Linked DNA regions of Homo sapiens: region 2 is linked to region 1. Evidence: chromatin contacts called from ENCODE Hi-C or POLR2A ChIA-PET data. All regions are on one chromosome and are shown on one strand. The core of a region is the stretch at or near the end of the contact, and the rest is flanking DNA. Distances in the headings are between cores, read along the strand shown.

Evidence for each region. A loop is a pair of places that touch in the nucleus more often than their neighbours do. ChIA-PET counts read pairs that join two places held with the same protein, here RNA polymerase II (POLR2A). Pooled maps may share reads with other maps.
Region 2: a pooled map shows a loop between it and region 1 (2.4-fold over the local background). The contact joins the promoter of LINC01395 here to the enhancer-like site in region 1. A Hi-C loop is called at or near these places in 1 of 168 maps with a recorded cell type or tissue (Caco-2), 1 of 37 single-sample maps with no recorded cell type and 4 of 50 pooled maps. POLR2A ChIA-PET finds 5 or more read pairs at or near these places in 1 of 52 experiments (PC-9).

The regions. Positions count from the first base shown.
Region 1 is chr11:129,359,083-129,365,666 of GRCh38, forward strand. No RefSeq gene overlaps it. Among named protein-coding and RNA genes, the nearest start is that of BARX2, 13 kb to the right of the region's middle. Within about 2 kb of position 5,234, at least 3 of the 41 ENCODE cell types and tissues checked have a DNase peak (open chromatin) inside an H3K27ac peak, as active enhancers do.
Region 2 is chr11:129,614,822-129,621,815 of GRCh38, forward strand. It overlaps LINC01395 (long intergenic non-protein coding RNA 1395), which reads right to left and starts at 2,448. Exons shown (of 4, transcript NR_120582.1): 1 at 2,190-2,448; 2 at 486-714.

The DNA of each region.
Region 1 (6,584 bases), core at 3,984-6,483:
GACCTCGTGATCCACCTGCCTCAGCCTCCCAAAGTGCTGAGATTACAGGCATGAGCCACTGTGCCTGGCCCAAAATTAATTTTTAAGTTTTTATTTATTTTTAATTGACAATAATAATTGTGTGTATTTATGGGGGTAAAATGTGACATTTTGATGTATGTGTACATTATGGAATGACTAAACCAACTAATTCACATATCCACCACCTCACATATTTTTTGTGTGTGGCACAAACTTTCAAGATCTACTCTCTTAGCAATTTAGAAGTATACGTTACATTATTATAGTCACCATGGTGTGCAATAGGTCTAAAAAATTTATTCCTCCTGTCTAATGAAAATTTTTACCCTTTAACCAACATCTCTACCACCCACTCCCCACCACCCCCCCAACTCCAGGTAACCATCATTCTACTTTCTACTTTTACGAGTTCAACTTTTTTTCAATTCCACATGTAAGTGAGATGATTTGTCTTTCTGTGCCTGGCTTATTTCTCTTAGCATAATGTCCTCCAGGGTCATCCATATTGCTGGAAATGGCCCAAAGCAGATACTGAAAAGTCTCAAGAATATTTTTGTAGGCTAGATCTTAGGTTGATATTTATCTTCTCCCAGCATTTTAAAGTTGTCATTCCATTGTCTTTTGCCTTTCATGGTTTCTATTGAAAAGTTAGGCTTGTCTCTTATTATTTGCAAGTTTTAGCCTTCTCTTTTATAATGGTTCCTTTGAAAGTAATGTGTCTTTTTTTATTTGACTGTTTTTAAACATTTCTCTTTATCTTTAGTATTTAGGATGTTACAACGACATGCTTAGTTGTGGTTCTTTGTATTTATCTTCCTTTGAGTTCACTGAACTTCTCGAATCTGTGGTGTCATGTCTTTCATCCATTCTTGGTCAGCATTTCTTCATGTCATATGTCTCCTGATTTGAGTATTTGGTTGTAAGACCTTATTTCTAACTTTAAAATACTTTACTCTCTGTTCTAGGAGTTTCAAGCATCAAGGAGCAGAAAAGGAAAAGATTTTTAGATTAAAGGACATTTTTTTCTTCTTTTTCTTTACATTGCAACCAGTAGTGACATGCCTGCTTTTTTCTCCCACTGATTCTCAGTCTGTCTCTCTCTGAATAAGCAAACTGATTAGGTTTGTTTGGTACACATTGCAAAGTTTTTCTGAAGGTTTATAATCCAAGCTTTCTAATTTGAAACAACTTGGACTTTAGGTATGAGGACAAAAAGAGGTAAGAAAGATTTTTCTTCTTATTTAAGCCTTTTCTGCAGTTAGTTTTCTTTCATTAAATATAAAGGAAATTATTATTTACAGTGGTAAAAGATATGGAAAAAATGCCCCTTTTCCCCACAACGTGTTTTTTTCTTTAAATTGCTTTGCTTCCTATATTACCCCTCAGACTTCTTTGTGGATGTCTCTGCTTGCCCACCCCTTAAATATTAATAAAGCTTGAGATTCTCTCCTTGGTTCTTGTATCTTCTGATTTTCATACTCCCCAAATAATTCCATTTACTCTCAGGGCTTTGATTACTATATACATACTGATGGCCTCTGAATTGTACCTCTAATTTAGATTTCTCTTCCAAATTTCAGACACACATACTCAGCTGTACACTGTGCATCTCCATTTGTATGTCTGATGGACATCTCAAATTTAACACACCCAAAATGACCTTACTACTTCCTCCTCAAACTGCTTATTTTCTCACCTTATATTAGTGAATAGTAGCCCCATCGACTTATTTGCCAAGTCAGAAATGTGAGCTCTATTCCTTTTTGTTGTTGCTATTTGTTTGTTTTCTAATGACTTTGTTAATCATTGATAATTTAATGACTTTATTGATAATTTACATACAATGCCATTATTCACCCATTGAAGGTGTACAAATTCAATGTGAGATTTTTCTGGTCTATTATGTTACTGATTCTTAAAATTGTGGTAAAATATATGCAGTATAAAATGTGCCATTTATGCAGTTTTAAAAGGGTATAATTTAATGCTATTAACTACATTCACAATGTTGTACAACCATCACTACTATCTACTTCCAAAACTTTTGATCACCTTAAACAAAAATTCTATAACCATTAAACAATAACTTGCCACTTTTCCCTCTCTCTGGCTCCTGGTAAGCACAATTCTATTTTCTGTGTCTATGAATTTACCTATTCCAGGCATTATGTATAAGTTTAATCATATAACACTTGTCCTTCTGTGTCTGTCTTATTTCACTTAGCATAGTGTTTACCAGATTCATTAATGTTGTAGCATGTATCAGAACTTTATTGCTTTTATGGCTAAATATTATTCCATTGTATGTATATACTACCTCTTATTTATCTAATTTTCTGTTGGTAAACACTTGGATTGTTTCTACTTTTAGCTATTGTAAGTAATGCTGCAATAAGCATTTGCCTGAAAATATGTTTGTTTCTGTTTTTGAATTATTTGGGGCATATACCTAGGAGTCGAATTGCTGGGTAATATGCTAAGTCTATGCTTATTAAGGAGGTGCCAAGCTGTTTCCCACAGCATCTGTACCATTTTACTTTTCTGCTAGCAATGTACAAGGGTTCCAATTTCTCCACATCCATGCCAACACTTGCTATTTTCTGTCTCCTTTAATTATAGCTATCCTAGTAGGGGTGAAGTGATGTCTCATCGTGGCTTTGATTTGCATTCCCCTAATGACCAATGATGTTAAGCATCTCTTCATGTGCTTATGGCCATTTATATATATATTCTTTGGAGAAATTTCTATTCAAGTCATTTGCCCAGTTTTTTAATTGAGTCATTTTTTTTATTAAGTTGTAGGAGCTTTTATGTTCTGGGTATTAAATAGGGTCATTCTTGACTTAGACTTCTTTATTTTCTTACCTCAAAATAATTATTGGGTTTCATGGATTCTAGTTCCTTGAAATCATTTCGGTCTCTCCTTTTTCTTCATCCTATGGCTTCAGAAGTCAATTACCTCTCCCTTGGATTAACATAGAAATACAGTAACTTTTTTTTTTTTTTTTGAGATGGAGTTTCGCTCTTGTTGCCCAGGCTGGAGTGCAACAGCATGCTCTCAGCTCACTGCAACCTCTGCCTCCCGGGTTCAAGCGATTCTCCTGCCTCAGCCTCCCAAATAGCTGGGATTACAGGCACCTGCCACCACGCACAGCTAATTTTTGTATTTTTAGTAAAGACAGGGTTTCACCATGTTGGCCAGTCTGGTCACGAACTCCTGACCTCAGGTGATCCACCCACCTTGGCCTCCCAAAGTGCTGGGATTACAGGTGTGAGCCATCATGCCCGGCCTACAGTAACTTCTTAACCGGTTTCCCTCCTCTCTATTTTGCTCTCCTTGAATCCACACTCTATAACATTATGGCCCGGACTTTCAGAAGCACATCTGATTATGTCACCTTCCTACCATAAATCATTTAGCACTTCTTATTGTTTTCAGAATAAAATATAAATCAGTAACATAGCATAAAAGATGCTTTATGATCTGGCCCTTCTTTCTCATTTTCTCAGGACACTTTCCTCTTCAAACCTGCACTTCAGCCACACTCAAGTACTGCAGGTGCTTCATGAGACACTTTCACTTGCCTCTATGCTTTGGATGTTTTTCTTGTCTGCCTCGAATTTCTCTACCCCTTCCTAACTCATATTCTTCCTTCAGATCTCACCTTATATAACAATTCTTTCTGAAATCCTTCCCTTATTTCTTTTCGGACTGGGCTAAGTGCCCCTCCTTCGTGCTCTTAAATCTCCCAGTTCCTAACTATGGGTGTAGGCACCTGTTGACTCATCTATCTCCACTACAGGTCTGTTACTGTGAGGAAAGGGAGTGTGTGCTGTTCACCACCACATTTCTTGGACCAACACAGTTCCTGGGACAAAGTAGATGCTCAATAAATATATGCTAGATGAATTATCTCTATATTCAATTTCTATACACTTATCTCCACTACAGATTTACAACACGTTGCTACAAGGAAAACAATGCAATGTAATACAAAGAACAAAATGTTGCCATTCAAGAAGGTGGTATTTAAATATCCAGAAATATAACAACATCCTGTTCCCAAACTCAGCTATCTGATTGACTAAACAGTCATTAGAAAGCACCTCAGCCAACTTCTTAATCATTCCCCATAGTTTTGTGGTAGTTTCAGCCTGTCCCATGAAGTGGAGTTTTGTTTTGATTTTTTAGGGGGAAGAAAGGTTTCTAGTTATGTATAAACTTGTTTTCCATACCTGGCAAGACTGACTGGCTCTGTGTGTTCTATTGCAGGCAGGGGGGAAATAAGGAAATATATTTTTATAGGAAAATAGCAAAGTCACTACAAATGACTTTGTATTTGTAATTCATAGAGTCAGGACAGAAAAATCAATGGCAGGAAAAATTGAATTATTTCTATTTCTCTTCTTTTATATTCATCCTCTTATTAAGATTTTACCTTTTACATTTTCCTTTTTCAGCCAGACCCTCCACTCCCTTTACTCAAGAAGGTTTACATCCTAAGTTAAAAGAGACCAGGTGTCATCTATAAATTCAGGGAACTGTAAGTGCACCTAATCCATAAAAGCCAGAAATATTTAAGCATGATCTAGAGCAGGCAAATGTATACTGGAGTTAATGTAAATGCAATATATGAACATAGTGTTGATCATATTCAAGATCTACCACCATAAACTAATTAGATCCCTGAGACCAACTCAGAGAAGCGGAGCTTTTACTCACGGTTGAGGTCCACAAAGCTTGTTTATACTGGAGCTGACTTTGCTCTTAAATGGTGACATCAGGGCACAGTCCTAGATCTTAGAGTTGTATGCTACAGAGTTGCTACCGGTATTATGTGCTGCTTTCAAATCCTCCTTGTTCAATACCCTTATTAATCAGAAGTAGAGCTAAGTCATGTACAACGATTTTCGGTGGAGAATTCAAGTCCTTGATGGTGAGAATGATCAGAACTAACCCTAGAGTGTAGGACGGGCAAAGAGGCTTCCCTGTCCAGTCTAGAGAGTCCCTTGATCTGTTTTAGGGAAGAATAGCAACAGGTGACACTTCTGACAGTGCTGAGGTCAAGGAGCCCCCCAGGTGGCCTTCCCAAGACAATGTTCTGGGACAGTCACTAGCGCCGACGCAGCACCTCTGGAGAGCCTGTCTTTGATAATGTACCTGCTTCGTGCCGATAGAGGGAGACCGGATTCCACAGCACACACGCCATGCGTCCCTGCTGTCCGGTAGAGGGCAGTAGCGGCCACGCTGCAACCCTGAGAAGTGGCGGGTACCTTAGGATCCTTTCTGATTGCAGACGTGGTCCAGAGCCAAAGCGGCTTGGCTGGGAAGGCTCCGTGAGACGCCGGGGCTTGATTGCTAGGAGGTGAAAAACTTTCGAGAACTCAGAGCAATCCAATGGACAGTCCATGTTCCACATAATTATCAACTCACTTTCCCTGCTCGTGAAATTGCTGTTAATTTTTAACAAGTGATTGGGACTGTCTATATTTAGAGGATTACCTAGTAACCAAAGCTCATGACACATGAGATGGTTAAGTTTTCCTACCAGACCTAACTGTGATATTTCCTGACTTTAATATGTTTTTATGTCAGCCCTCTTAATATTCAGTTTACCTCGGTTTTATCAAATGCTTAGCATTTTTTATGAGGGGGTGGATGAGCGAAAAATAGAAACTCATAAAACTGGAATTTCATTTCTTTTGAAAAATATAACTGAGATCAGTGAAAAAACATTGTCCCATAGAGGGTATGGGAAACTTGGACTCAAAAAACTCGGGTTTGAGACTTGGCTCTGCAAGTGTAGATGTGGCTGTGTGGGGTAACCTCAAGTAAACCACTTTTCCTCAGTTTCCTCTTTCGTAAAATAGGGATAGTAAGACTTGTCTTTTTTCATATATAGGGCTGTATAAAGTTCACATGAAGTACTGCATTTGAAAATTTTCTGTAAATGGGAAATGTTATGCAAATGTAAGATATTGAAGTTCGCTTTTTATTTTTGAATGTAAAATATTATAATATTTTTGAACTTAAATATAATTTGTAGGAAAAAAGATAAATGTCAATTGTAAAACTATGTAAACAATATTCAAAACTACATAGAATAAATTATCACTGGGCTGAGTGCAGTGGCTCACACCTGTAATTCCAGCATTTTGAGAGGCCAAGACAGGAGAATTGCTTGAGGCCAGGAGTTCAAGACCAGCCTGGTCAACATAGCAAGACACCTATCTCTAATAATAATAATACATTTTAAAAATAAATTATCACTGTTAGTATTTGAACATGCTTTTAGACATCTCTATATGCACCTATATACATGTGTATATAAACAATGTTTTGAAGCTGGAATTGTATTGCACATTCTATTATATCAATGACTTTTTCACTCAGCATTGCAGTAATAATAGTTAACATATATTGATCTTTACGTGTCAGTCATTGTCTAAACCATTTATATATATCTTTAGTGTTACAATAACACTATTGGGTATGTACTTTTATCTCAAAGACAAGGAAACTGAGGCTCAGAGAGGTAAAATGACAGATTTCCTAATTTCCT
Region 2 (6,994 bases), core at 1,198-3,697, 250 kb after region 1:
CACTTGTCTGCAAAGGATATCCTCCAGCCTGTCTAGAGTCCACAAGGTCCAGGCTGGAGAGAAAGAGGCCAAGGAGCCAGATGTCTCTCTCTCACCCACGACCTACTTTCTGAGATCTTACTTCCATACTGAAGACAGGCCTCCTTCCCAGGGGATACCAGAAGTCAGAGTTCCTTTCAGTGGGTCTTGCCTTATTATATTCAGTAATGTGGCCCAGCAAATAAATATGTCAATTCAACAATAAACCCTGTGTCTATACATGCAACGCTCCCTGGAACAGCAGGGAAAGGGAAGAGGAGGGGAATTTGATTACAAGTGCTTTATATTTACGCTGTCTCATGAGATGCTTCCAACAGGCCTATCAGATATTTTAGAACCATCATTCCTAATTTGCAGATAACAAAATTTTGGCTTGGAGAGGTTAAGGGAATGACCAAGCTAAGCCCAGTTCTCCTGTCTCCCTCCCTTGAGTTCAGGATACCAACCCAATCACTGAATCTTCCCCAGGAACGAGCCTGGGGCCAGGGTGAGAAAGGGGCTTCCCGGAAGTGCTGAGTTAAATCGGCACTGGATGCAGCCACGGACAAGGGGACATGGTGGTTGTCCCTCTCTCTGCCAAGTTGTAGGTCAGGAGACCTGGTTCAAGCCCAGGCTTTGCCACTTGGAAGACTGTATGGTCTGAAATCATTCTTCTCAGTGCCTCAGTTTCTGCATCTGTGAAACGGTGAGGAACAAACCAATTAATACACATAAAGCCCTTAGTGCCCTTGATGCCTAGAACATGTAAGTATTTAATAAATATCAACATTTTTATTAACATTGTTATTGTTACTGTTATTCCCTTCCAAAGTCTTGCAAGAAGTAAATGGGATGACAGATGTGAAAACACATTATAAGCTATAGAGGTAAGAAATGACCACTCATGTATGCTGAGAAGGTAACAGGAAAAAGGGCTTGGCCTTAGATAATGTCATTGAACAGCCTCAAACTTTCAACAGAAAGCACAGAAATATTCCAAAAAGAGTACTCCAATAATTTGAAACCAGGCCACCGAGTCCAAGTTCTTGCCACAGTTCCAGGGCCGAGGCTGTTTCCCAAGAGCCCTGTAATTGCTTTCAACCTGTGCCTCACCCAAACACCACGGCTGGCGCAGGTGGACACCTTCCGTCTCTTCTCCTTCCAGGCTGGGCCCCAGAAAGAAATACTCCAATAATTCACCTTGTGGTTTTCAACTTTAGACCAGATTGTTTGTTATGTATATAACTGTTTGCATTTCACTTACTTATCCTCAATCGTCACATACCTGGGAGGGAAGGAGGCTGCACAGAGCCCCCGGAGCCCCAGCCCCACGTGGTTACACCTGCCCACGCTTCTGGTCTAAGTAGTCCTTGGGTGCCTTAGTGTGAACGGAGCATACAATTAAGCTCTGTCTCTCTTTCTCAGCTAACTCAGGTGCAATCCTTCTTGACAGTCTGGAGGAACCAGGCAGGCTGGCCACCAAGTGAGGGGAAGTTGCTGCTAGCTCATTAATGGTTGAAAGCCCAATAGTACCACCCCTCACTGTCTTGTAGCAAAGACCCTTGGCTCATGTTTAGAATGTTAGCCAAATAGGAGTCACCGAGTGCAACTTTATGGCAGCACTCAGCTGGAAACAGTGGGGCATCTAGGGGAAGTGTCCGTGCTCGGTCCCTGCCCTTACACGGATCAGTCTGGCTGATGGAATGAGACGAATGAAATGGAAACAATGAGCAAATCATAAAAGGCAGTACTGTCATGAAGAGTTTGATTTTATGGCACAGAATGCAATTGTTAGAGTTAGAGTAGGGAGAGATGGCCAAGAGCTAGAGTGGGCAGGGAAGGTTCCTGTGGGAAGAGGTTAGCTGGGCCTTTCAGGTATGCAGGAGTTGAACTGGTGGGAGGGAGAGTGGCATTCCAAGTTGGGGAAGCTATGTGAGAGAATCTAGGAGACAGAAAAGAACAAGGGCTGTTTATAGAGCAGAGGCCAAACTGGCATGACTAGAGTAGAAGGAGGGCATCCTAATTCCCAGCCTTATCCACCGCTTTGCAAGAACCAGGAAAATGAATTCCTGTTGGCCATAAAACTAGTTGCAGGTGATGTAACCCATCCTATTCGGCCTCCCATATTTACAGCTATACAGGAACAACTCTCTGAAACTCAGTCTCCTCACCCGTAAAATGGGATGGTAATACGTGCCCCTGGGAGCCAGCGAGAATTAAAAGGGATAAGATGCACTGGCTCCCAGGGGCAAGCACTAGCAGACAAGGAATAGGGCAGTCCTCCCTTCACACTCCACAGAGAAGAAATGTCCTCCAACTCTCCCAGGAGGCAGAGCCCAGCTCTCCTTCCAAACAGCCTTGGAGTTGCTTGGCCTCTCCACTTCTTCAACGAAGTTGTGGGCAGAAGACAAATGCAGAGTTCTCTTGTACCTGACAAGGAGAGAGAAGCAGACCCTGTGTGAGTCTCTTGCTGTTGACGTTGATCCACAGGGGGTGCAGGATGGGACTGAGGCAGGCCCACCTGCCTGGAAAGCCTGCCTGTACCCTGACCCCATGGGGCCCTAACACACACCCTCCCAGCCACAGGGGCTCTGCAGAGCTAAGCCAGCTGTCCTATGGAGGTGGGGACCCTCCTCCTGCCCTGCCACTCTCTCTTTCTCCTGGAGAGGACAGGCAGGTGGGCATGGCCACAGGAGAACTTCTCGAAGGTGCTAACTGGCCCAGAGAAAGAAAGGTGGCCTGGTAGGGAGTTGTCTACCAGAGATTGAGAGAGCATGGGAGAAGTTGAGAGGGAGGAGGAAAGTGCACGCCATCCTGCGCGCAGCCTCGCCTTAGGGAAAGCATGTGTGAGAAGTGGTGGTAGGCGGTTGCTAGCCTTGGAAACAAACAAACAGCCAACCAAAAGGCTTCGGAAGGAAGGAGTGTCTAATTAATCAGCCCCGAGGGACAGGTCCGCACTGCCTGACTGTGCTCCTCAGCCTGGTTTCAGGCCACCGAGTCCAAGTTTCTGCCACAGTTCCAGGGCCGAGGCTGTTTCCAAAGAGCCCTGTAATTGTTTTCCACCTGTGTCTCACCCAAACACCAAGGCTGGCGCAGGTGGACACCTTCCCACTTTTCTCCCTCCAGGCTGGGCCCCAGAAATCAGTAGAGGAGGGAGGAATCAGTCAGCGTGGCCATGCCTGGGAGGAGAGGCCCGTGTGGGTCTGTGGGGCTAAGAGGCAAAGGCGGGTGGCGGATGTGGGCCAGCGGGAGCCTGGAGGGGTTGACACCGCCTGCTCCACCGCAAGCCCCTGGAGGAAGAGCCCCGCTGTGCCCGAGAGCGAGCGCGGGCAGGTGTAACTACCCGGGGCTGGGGCTCCGGGGGCTCCGCGCAGCCTCCTTCCCTCCCAGGGACACCGCCCAGCTGCGCCCCGCGCCCCGCCGACTGCGCGGGCCTTGAGACGCTGGTGGCTGCCTCGGGGTTGGCCTGCTCCTCGCGCACATGTTCAGGGTCATCCGCGCTGCGCCTCTGCTTCAGGTGCTTGGCTAGAGAAAGGGCGGCAAGACGGGGCAGTGCGTGTGCGCGCGCGGGCAAGTGCATGTGAGTGCACACTTATGTGAGCGCATGTGTGTCTGCGCTTGTGCGTGTCCAGGGGAACCACAGGGAGCACCCTCATTCTAAGCCTCCAGAGGACTGCCTGAAGCCGCTAGATAGAAACTCCCCTAGAATGTAAGCTCCGGGGGGGAGGGAGCTTTGTTTGATGGCTGCTGTATTCCCAGTGCCCATTGAAGTACTGGGGACACATTAGATGCTTAATAAACAGCTGTTGAGTTAATCAACGGACTCTAGGAATGGAGGCAGACCGGCCCTTCTGGAACTGGAGAAAGGACAAGGCCACATTTCACCGTCTCCTCTGTTCTTGGTACCAGCCCTGGCGTCCCCGGCAACGCCAATCCTTCTCACATCCAGCTTGTGCCAAGTTTTCCTCCCTGCTCGTGTTTACACCTTCTCCCCTTTGTCTCTGTTTCCTGCTGGCCCCTGTGTGTAAGCACCCCAGCAGTCAGAGTGAGAGGAAGACGAAAGAAGCAGAATTCTGGAAATAGAGAGCTACCAGGGTGGCCTCTTCCTTCTGGAAGGACACGGAAAGATGGGGTGAGACTGGCGCTCTTCTTCAGCTCCTCCCTTTGGGAATTGGGACTTTGAGCTTCAGTTTCCTCACTTTGAAATAGCAGCTATTCCACCTGCCTCGCAGGATTGTTGCAAGAAGTCAGGCAGGAGGCTGAAAAGTTCTGGAGCACATGATAGGTGCTACAGAAACGTTCGTTTCGTCTCCTGACTAGCATCCAACAGTCTGGGAGTGCCCCAGGTGTGGCTGAGGGTGGTTATGGTTTGATAACCACCACCAGAACACCCCTCCTTTTTTCACAAAATGCCTTGAGGAGAATTTAATGGCTGTCGAAAATTAAGGCAAGCTTCATTTCTAAAACATTCAGGAGTCAATATGTTGTGAGTCATGTATTCCGTCGGGGCCTCCACTCACTCCGGAGGGAGCTTTTCCAAGTAATTAAACAACGATGTCGTGATCAAGCTGAAGTCCACCAGCCCCAGCCTTTCCATTCGGGACCTTCTCCTGCACATGCTGCAGCTGCCTCCAAGACTACTGCGATGGAGATGAGCAGATTCTTCCTTCAGTTGTAGAGGGAGACACTGCGAAAACCTAATGCTGTCAATAACGCTTTTCATCTCGAAAGGAAGGATCCGATTTCACTCTTTTCAGCCTGATTTAAGGACCCACCAGAAAAAAACAAACTTCATGGGGTAATTAGGAAATTATCCTCTTACAAATTGGTAGATGTCGTCTTTTTTTCCTTGGGACAAGACAGAAAGGACATTGTTTGTCTTTTACCATGGTGAAGCTGCTGCGATTAACCATGCCACCTGGGGAATGGTTCACTTGTGGGTAAGCTGATAGCCTGCTGTTCCAGGGTGCGCCTGCCAAGGTACTCCAGAATAACATGTTACATCCTCTGTGCACCCCTTCCCGATGAAAGGAAAACTTCAATCACATTTAGTTAAAGGAGCCCTTTAAACCTGGCCTGTCAATATCCTGGAGGTGGAGAATTACACCAAGGTTAAGAAAAGGTTTCCCAGAACTGGCTAGACATGTATTTGTTTAAAGGGATTAGGTGCATTCAGTCTGGGCCTGATCAATACTGCCTGTTTTGGGGTTTGTGGAAAACAGTGCAAATATCCAGAGAGAGCCTAGGAAGTCCCTAAAGACCCAAGGAAGGATTTTTTTTTTCTATTTGATAACAAGGAGAAATCCCTACTGTACAGTTTCCAAATCCTGACCTGTTTTAACTTAGGAATCTTGTGAAAAGTTATTGTAAATATAGACCAAAAGGCCAATGCTAAAATTGGAATTAACATCAACCTCCGCCTTTCACTCTGACATATTCTGTCTCACTCCTTTCTTACCTCTCCTGCTCTCTGTCTTACTCTGTCTCTCTGTGTCTCTCTGTGTGTCTCTCTCATACACACACAAAGCAACAACCCAACAGGCTTGACAAACCTTAGATTCATTAAGAGTCTTCTGAAGTTTTCAATATGCTAAAAGATGTACCGTAAGAATATATGTGTGTATGCGCATATATGTTAGCATTTCTGTTTAGCACTTGGTATACTCCAAAAGCTCTTACACACATTTTCTCACTGTGGCAGGTGTTATTATCCACAATTTTACCAAAGAGTAGACTGAGACTGAGACTCGGGGAGGTGAAGTGACTTGGGTAACAGTGTGCCGTCAGGGTACGGTACAGCCAGGAGTGAATCTGCCCTCCCAGCACATTAGAAATGACCATCATCTCATGCAGCTCTGCATGAAAAGACTCCCATAGTTAAATTACCACTCTATAGTAAAGCCCTGATTGCAGTTTCATCTGCGTCCCCTTCCAGAAGTATTTGCAATTCATTATCCAAATGAGAAAAGCTGTTAGTAAAAATTTCAGGTACCAGTAACAGGCTAAATAAACAAACATTAGGGTTTAAGATGAGTCAGGGACTCTTGAGTTGCGAAAGTTGGCAGGAGTTTTGTTTCTAGGAGCCTCTACAAGCCTCCTGGATGCCACTCTGCCTTCAGCCTCTCCCCTTCCAATCTGCTCTATGCGGTGCGGACTACTTGCCTCAACAGACCCAGACATACGAGCATCAGAAGGGAGGACTCCCTAGCGCAGTGGCTCCCTGAGTGTGGTCCCAGGACTGGCAGAAGCAGCATCACCTGGGAGCTTAATAGAGATGCCAATCCTCAGGCCCTGCCCCAGTGCTGCTAAATCAGAAACTATGGGAGAGGGGCCCAGCGATCTGTGTTTTAACAAGCCTTCCTGGTAATGCTGGTACACACTAAAGTGTGAGTACCACTGACTATTGCCTACAAGAGAGTGCCCAGACACCTCCCAGACCTCCCTAACTGAACCTAACAGGTTCCTCTCCTCTAACCACACTCACCTAACACTCACTGTTCTCTGAACATTTCTTTTTCATGTATCTTTGATGCCCTGTTCCTGTCATTTTGAATGGCATTTCCTTCTTCCCTGCCTGACAAACTTGTATTTATCATTTAAAGCCCAATTCAAAGATCTCTCCCTCTCGAGACTTCACGTGTTTTCTCTCTGCTGAGTTTTAGTTACTCCTTCCGTACCTCCCCTGATGGCACCCGTGCATACCTCAATAGCATCACCACATCGCGTTCTTTGGCATGAGACTCATGGTGGACTGGAATCTCAAGGTAGCCCCCGTACGTAGTGTTGTGCCAGGAATGTAGTAGATATTTAATAAATCCAGACTGATTAAATGAATAAGTGAATGCATGAGCTCAAGTACAGTCATTCTTTGGTGTCCCTAGAGGATTCATCTTAGCACCTTCCCAGGATACCAAAATCCACAGATGCCCAAGTCCCTGATATAAAATGGCACAGTATTTGCATATAACCTATGCAC